Regions from separate parts of the Homo sapiens genome. Here region 1 is linked to region 2. The links are chromatin contacts, found by Hi-C or POLR2A ChIA-PET in ENCODE. All regions are on one chromosome and are shown on one strand. The core of a region is the stretch at or near the end of the contact, and the rest is flanking DNA. Distances in the headings are between cores, read along the strand shown. Region 1 overlaps CCDC68 (coiled-coil domain containing 68). Region 2 overlaps RAB27B (RAB27B, member RAS oncogene family).

Evidence for each region. A loop is a pair of places that touch in the nucleus more often than their neighbours do. ChIA-PET counts read pairs that join two places held with the same protein, here RNA polymerase II (POLR2A).
Region 1: a loop to region 2 is called in a map of Calu3, with 2.8 times the contacts of the local background. The contact joins two enhancer-like sites. A Hi-C loop is called at or near these places in 2 of 168 maps with a recorded cell type or tissue (Calu3 and endothelial cell of hepatic sinusoid). POLR2A ChIA-PET finds 5 or more read pairs at or near these places in 3 of 52 experiments (Panc1, activated CD8-positive, alpha-beta memory T cell and naive thymus-derived CD4-positive, alpha-beta T cell).

Annotation. Positions count from the first base shown.
Region 1 is chr18:54,944,321-54,947,741 of GRCh38, reverse strand. CCDC68 (coiled-coil domain containing 68) reads left to right here. Exons shown (of 12, transcript NM_025214.3): 2 at 2,265-2,354. Among named protein-coding and RNA genes, the nearest start is that of CCDC68, 13 kb to the left of the region's middle. Within about 2 kb of position 1,466, at least 16 of the 41 ENCODE cell types and tissues checked have a DNase peak (open chromatin) inside an H3K27ac peak, as active enhancers do.
Region 2 is chr18:54,872,461-54,875,872 of GRCh38, reverse strand. All of the region lies in intron 1 of RAB27B (RAB27B, member RAS oncogene family), which reads right to left. Among named protein-coding and RNA genes, the nearest start is that of RAB27B, 46 kb to the right of the region's middle. Within about 2 kb of position 1,837, at least 2 of the 41 ENCODE cell types and tissues checked have a DNase peak (open chromatin) inside an H3K27ac peak, as active enhancers do.

The DNA.
Region 1 (3,421 bases), core at 217-2,716, 72 kb before region 2:
AGATTTCATGTCAGCCTTAATTGTGGATAGTGGTTTCATATTTTATGTACTTGTTTGACAAATATGTACAAATCATTTATTATATATTAAATGTGCTGCTATAAGTGCTTGACAAATATTAACTCATGAACAACCCCACATTGATTATTGTTAATAATTAATGTTATTTTCATTTTACTGTTAAGGAAACCGAGGCACAGAGAAGTTAAGGGACTTGACAGAGGTCACACAGGTATGGAGTGGCAGAATGGAGCCATGAGACTAGGCAGGCTGCCTCTAAACTGTTTCAGCTGTGGAACCTTCTTTCTTCACAGAAAGCCTCATGGAAAAATTCAGTGTGTGAGACAGAATAAAGCAGAGCTGGGGTGGTTGAAGTTGAGGTGGCAGAGCCCTGTCTATTCAGCAGCCCTCTGCCTCCTCCCTGGGAGCCCTGTTTGAAAGGCACTTGTCTAGGAAATACCTCCTCTTGGCGTGATGCCACCTGTAAGCTGTCTTCAATCCATTCTAGCATAAGACAAATAAAAGTCTTTCCTTACTTTAATTAACTGATTGTGATTTATTTTGAAAATTTTATCCCCTTAATCTACTTCTGGCTGAAATAAAATGCTAACATGGATTTTCCCCAGGATAGTAATGCCATATGGCAATTTGGACTTCGCCGGCTTATGTTCCCCTTGGGTTTCTTTATACCAACCAAGGACTCTGGGTACAAAAGTTTTCTGAACCAAAGACAGAAATGGAATTTAATTTCATATGGATACAGTTATAAAGCTTTGCAACCAGATAGATGTGAACTACCTGCCCTGCTTGTCTTCTGTGGCTATTGATAATATAAAATAACAGGGCAACACTATTGACAGTGACTGTCCAGTGAGTGCCTTCTGCTAGCAGGCATTTAAAAAAAAAAAACTCATTTTCCTATCTCTAGGTGTTATCACCCCTACCTGACAGCTATGTAAGTGAAGACAAAGATTTTATGTAACTTGTTTAAGGTGGCCCAACCAGTGAGTGGAAAAGGTGGGAAGTTTTCAGAAATATCAGTCATCAAGAAACAAAATTCCTTGATTTTAAGAATAAAAGGTACATAAGAGAGTATATTTTAGGATAAAAGACATAAGGCCCGATGCAATTTTCAAATTATGAAAGAGCCTGAGAAGGCAGTGGGATTCATTCTAAAGAGCGATTCATTCCTATGATAAAATGCCTCTTATGATTTGTTAATGTACACATTGCATAACATACTAAAAAGGAAAATGAAAGTAAATCAGTCAAATGGGACTGTAGATCCAGGGTACTGTACTGGAGGAAAAAAACAAACTCAGGCCAGATCGATTGCTTTGCTTGCCTCTATTTTCCCACTGGTCCTGCCCCCACTCCTTGCCAAGCCCCAACCCAAAGGTCAGCAAACGTTTCCTGTAAAGGGCTAGATAAGGAAATATTTTAGGCGTTGCCTGCCACGTACTTTCTCTGTCACAACTACTGAACTCTGCTGTTTGTGGCGCCAAAGCGACATAAAAGATATGTACATGAATGGCTATCTTGTATTAGAGTAAAACTTCATTTATAGGCACTACATTTGAACTTCATATAATTTTCATGTGTCTTGAAATGTTCTCCTTTGATTTTTTCCAACCATTTTTATGAATACTAAATTTGAAATTCATATAATTTTCATGTGCCATGAAATGTTATTCTTCTTTTGATTTTTTTGTTTGACCATTCAAAAATGTAAGAACCATTCTTAGCTCTGGGGCTGTACAAACAGGAGGGAAACTGGATTGAGCTCCCAGGCTGGGGTTTGCTGACCCCTACCCTGGCCTGACCATCCTCTCTCTGGCTTCCAAGCACACTGCATATTGACTCTATGGGTGTTTCTCTTACTTCAAGCATTTAAATGTTGTTTTGCACCAATATCTTAATCCCGGAAGATACTTCAGAGGACCCAGTAAGAGACGTACTTCCATTCACAGTTTGCAAAAGCACACTTGCAGAGTTGCTGCTGCCAAATCAACTTCAGCGGAAACAAATATTTAATAGAAGCCATAGCTGCTAAGAGGATTTATAATAAAATGGAAAATTCTTGGCATCCTCTGTCAATTTCATTGAAGATTAAAGGATAAATGCAGGACTTTGTAGTATCCCCAGAAGCGATCTTGTTTCAAAGTGATGCCCTCAAATATGCAAATTCTTTGTGTTTTTTTTTGCAGCCTAGCTCACAACTGTTAGATTTTAAATATTTTGTTGTTGTTATTGTTTCTCTCCAGGGAAGCCAGTCTTAATATGATGGAAACATCTCTGAACTTCTAAAAGACCAAGGTTGGCGTTTTAGCTCTATTAATTTTACTTCGTCTTGGGTAAGTTAATGTTACTATGGGAGTGGAGTCTTGGCTTCTTATCAGTAACATAGGATTAATAATCCTACCTCACAGGGCTTTTTATTATAGTTTAATTATTAGTTATTTACTATTTATTATAGAAATTTCAAACAAAACCAAAATACATAGAGGAATACAATGAACCCTATAGACTCATCACCCAGTTTCAATAGTTATCTATGTTTTGCTAAATTTCCTTAATCTTTATCCGCATGTCCTTTTTACCTCTCTCTTTGAGTTTTAAAGCAGTTCCAAATGTAACACAATTTCACCTGCAAATATGTCAGTAGGTATTACTAAAAGATACAATCCTTTTAAAGAATGTCACAATTATCACAGCTAGCAAAATTACAACAATTCTTTAACATCACATGTTATCCAGTTAGTCTAAAAAATGTCTTTACATAGTTGATTTTTTTGAATCAAAATCCAAACAAGATTCATATGTTGCATTTGGTCCTGTATCTCTTAAGATCCTTAATTTATGTTAAGATTGATTAATGGTGTCTCTCAGGTTAAAGTTTCCTCATTAAATATTCACTAATGTTTTTAGCTTTAGGTGATGATGCTTAGGTTTTTTTACTTCATCAAGGGTTGCAAAATATAGATTTTCTAATTTTATCTCTCCTTTTGAATTTATTAGCTGGAATTCAATAAATAAACTTTCCCTCATCAACTACTTGGTTGCTATGAAATATAGTTCATATAATACATGCTTGTTTCTTTTTTTGCCAGGTTTTAGTATACTTTTGGTTTATGTGCATTGAGCTTTTGCCTTATGTGCTTCTAAAGGTGGACAGTAAGCATTGTGGTTGTTGCGGGTTTTTCTTCAGTCATCATAAATTCAGGGATTTAACATTTTTGATAAGTTTCAATCCATCATAGACATTCTTCTTCAGGATGGGTTTTGTGTCTTATTCAAATAGTATTGATCACTTTTTTGCTTGCTGATATGACCAGATATCTCAGACTATGGGAGTGGAGTCTTGGCTTCTTATCAGTAACATAAGATTAATAATCCTACTCCACAGGGCTTTTTATTATAG
Region 2 (3,412 bases), core at 588-3,087:
TTTTTTGTTTTTATATTGTTACTTTAGTCACCAATCAAAACTGAAAACTTTTGCGTCTTTGGGTAAATAATAATGAAGAATAGAATGAGGTACTCATCAAATAATCCAGTATCATTATATCATTTGGAATATTTGCATTGCTTTACGTTATACTTTATTATGAATGTATGTTTCTTTCATGAATTAATGCTTTTTGAGGTAGGATGTTTTTAAAGCTGCAAATTCATACTTTTGCTCTAAAGCTTTCCTGCCATATAACACACTTTCTTCACTAGCAGAGCTCTCTGGATGGATTTTTGCTGACCATGGATGTTCTCAAAAAAAAAAAAAACCTAGACAAAGCATAATCATTTCTTAGGAAGAGATCCATAGCACCCATCAAGACCCGTCTTCCTTAATAAAAGGATACACATGTCTCAATTATTGCCATGAAGGATACACATGTCTCAATTATTCCAATACAGACATTGGAAAATGTCTATTTTGTGTGACTGCCAAGAATGGACTGGTTTCTCAGATTCTCCAAAAAAAAATTTGTTTTTGGAGAAGACAGGATCTCACTCTGTCATCTAGGCTAAAGTGCAGTGGCATGATCAGGGCTCACTGCAGCATCGACCTTCCCTGGTTTAGGTGATCCTCCCAACTCAGCCTTCCTGGTAGCTGGGACTACAAACACACGCCTCCACACCTGGTTATTTTTGTGTGTATTTTTTGTATAAATGGGGTTTTGCTATGTTGCCCAGGCTGGTTTCAAACTCCTGGGCTCAAGCAATCCACCCATTTCAGCTTCCGAAAGTGCTGGGATTACAGACATGAGCCACCACGCTCAGCCTGGTAAAATATTTTACCAGGACTGTATCATTGAATATGTTGCTGCTCTTATTCTTAGTTGCTGCTCTTAGTCAACCCAAATAGATAGCTAGAGAAGTTTTCTGCCATAGTATGATTTCCCCCCACACTTAAGGTCTGTTATCACCATCACTCTACCTTTTTCCCTCTTCCCCTAAACTTGCTCATGTAAAACTATTTTGGAGGGTGATAATGTTTGTCATTTCACTAGTAGAATTGGATGAAACTGTTAATTTTCAGAAAAAAGAAAGTGCTTAAATTTATTATACGATATTAGTAACTAAAGCCAAATTCTTCCCTAGGCAAAAGCCTTAATTTTTTTAGCAGTTTTTGCAGTGGGGGTGTGAAATTGAAGACATTGGATTTCGTGGCTCCCAGAAAAAGTGAAAAGAATGGAGTCAATAAGACACATCTACATACTTTAAAATTTTGCTTAAAGCTAACTTTTTTTTTTTTTTTTTAGCAAATGTGTGTGTATGAATGCGTGACAGTCTCAAGAAACACTAAGTCATGAGCAAATCTAGTTAAATGTCTTCAATACGTAGTGTCAGGCCCAAAGATGAAAATTTTAAAAATGGAAGTTCTAGTCTAGCTTCTGACAAGGTCTGAATTACTTAAAAGTGAAATAAGGATCTGAGAAAATACAACGTAATTTTGCAAGGTAGAATGATTAATTGATAAATGAGTCAAATCCTGGTTGTGTTTTCAATTCAAACAAAACAGTGTCTTCAGGGACTGCAGTGATCCAAGAAGACTGCAGAGGAAGGAAAATTTGCATTTAACCTTATAGCGTGGAGGGGAATTAGACATGAGGAGAGGAGATACAGGACCATAGCATGGGAGATTACTTCCCACTTGTAGAATGAGACTATTACCACTTGCTAACTACACGACCTATCATGTTTTCCTGATTGGCAGCCAGACTGTTCTCTGTCTTTTGTACATAAACCTGCCTGGGGCAATACTGGTGCCACCTCCCAGTCAAAGTCTAATCCAGAGTGAACAATCCAGGCTAACACAAATCAATTCCACTGTGGCCCACATTGCCTCTTTTCTATAAGTGAAGGGTGCTGGACACTTCCTGACATTTAACACAAATTCCACCTGAAATGAATGCAAAGCTTGGCACTGTGGAAAAATCTTCATTTTTCCAATAGGCTATTTGACATATTAAGCTAGGTATGAGACAGTTCACTTCTAAGCTCCTTTCAAAAATGAATTTTATTTCTTATTTTTTATATCACTACTCTCCTCTCTCTCTCACTCTGTCTATGTCTGTCTCTGTCAACACACTCACACACACACACACACACACACACACACACACACACACACACAGGATTTGGCTCAGCTCCTCTTTTTATTATTATGTGATTTTTTTGAGTCCTAAAATCATATAGCCTCAATATTCTATTGTTGGTTGTTGGCATGGCAAATACAACACCATAAAAAAAAAGCCTTGGCAAATTTTCCTAGAACTGGGCTAAAAAAAATGATGTGGGAAGGATCAAAAGGCTGACAAGTTTAACAGTATTGTTTATTCCTGTACAATGACTGATGGTCTTGCTGGTTCTTGGTTCTGTGGATATAAAAGGGAAGAAAAGGCCAGAAGACTGCAGTGTTTCAGGAAATGCATCTCACTTAGTCTTTATCGTGGTATCACAAGCTGTACCACAAGAACCAGGAGGACTTTTAGATACAGACAAGCCCTTCATGGGAAGGCAAGGGGCTAAAAAGAGTAGGGAAAAGAACTGAAATGTATCACACCCATGAGGCTCTGTTTAATGAAGAGTCGTAAAGGTAAAAAGGAATTCAAGTAATCAGGTGGTCTAGCCCCTCAGTTTTTGGATGAGAAGTCATATACAGAGAAGGAAAATCCAAGATTATTATTATAATTTGAAATACAAATTGTGTTAGAAACAAAGTAGGAATATTTTTATTTTATATGGAAAGGGAATTTTATCCTGGATATATGCAGAAACAGAATTTCCATAGCTAGAATATCTCAAATGAAGTTGCTCATGGATTCACTCTTCCCCACTCTATCTCTCAGCTCCTGCTATTTTTGTTTAATGTAAGTTCCATTAGCACAGAAACTTGATCTCTTTTGTCTACTGCTGGATCCACAGAGCTCAGCTCAGTGGCTGCCATATAGAAGGAGCTCAATACATATTTGTTGAGTGTATAAATTTATTTAAGCTATCTGCAGCCATGCAAATGTCATGATTAATGAAATTAATCTCATGAGCCATTTGTGGAAGTGGTGTCCATCCGAGTGCAAGGACTTGGATTCTCCCTTCTTATCAATGAGGTAAGTATTTAGATTAAAGACTCACTGTATTGCTTTCCAGGTCTAGCTTCCTGAGTTCATTTTTCTTTTTTCTTTTTTTTTTTTTTTAAGGCAGAGTTTCACTCTTCTTGCCCAGGCTGGAGTGCAATGGCGCCATCTCAGCTCACCGCAACCTCCACCTCCCGAGTTAAAGCCATTCTCCTGTCTCAGCCTCCTGAGTAGCTGGGATTACAGGCATGCACCACCATGCCTGGCTAATTTTGTATTTTTGGT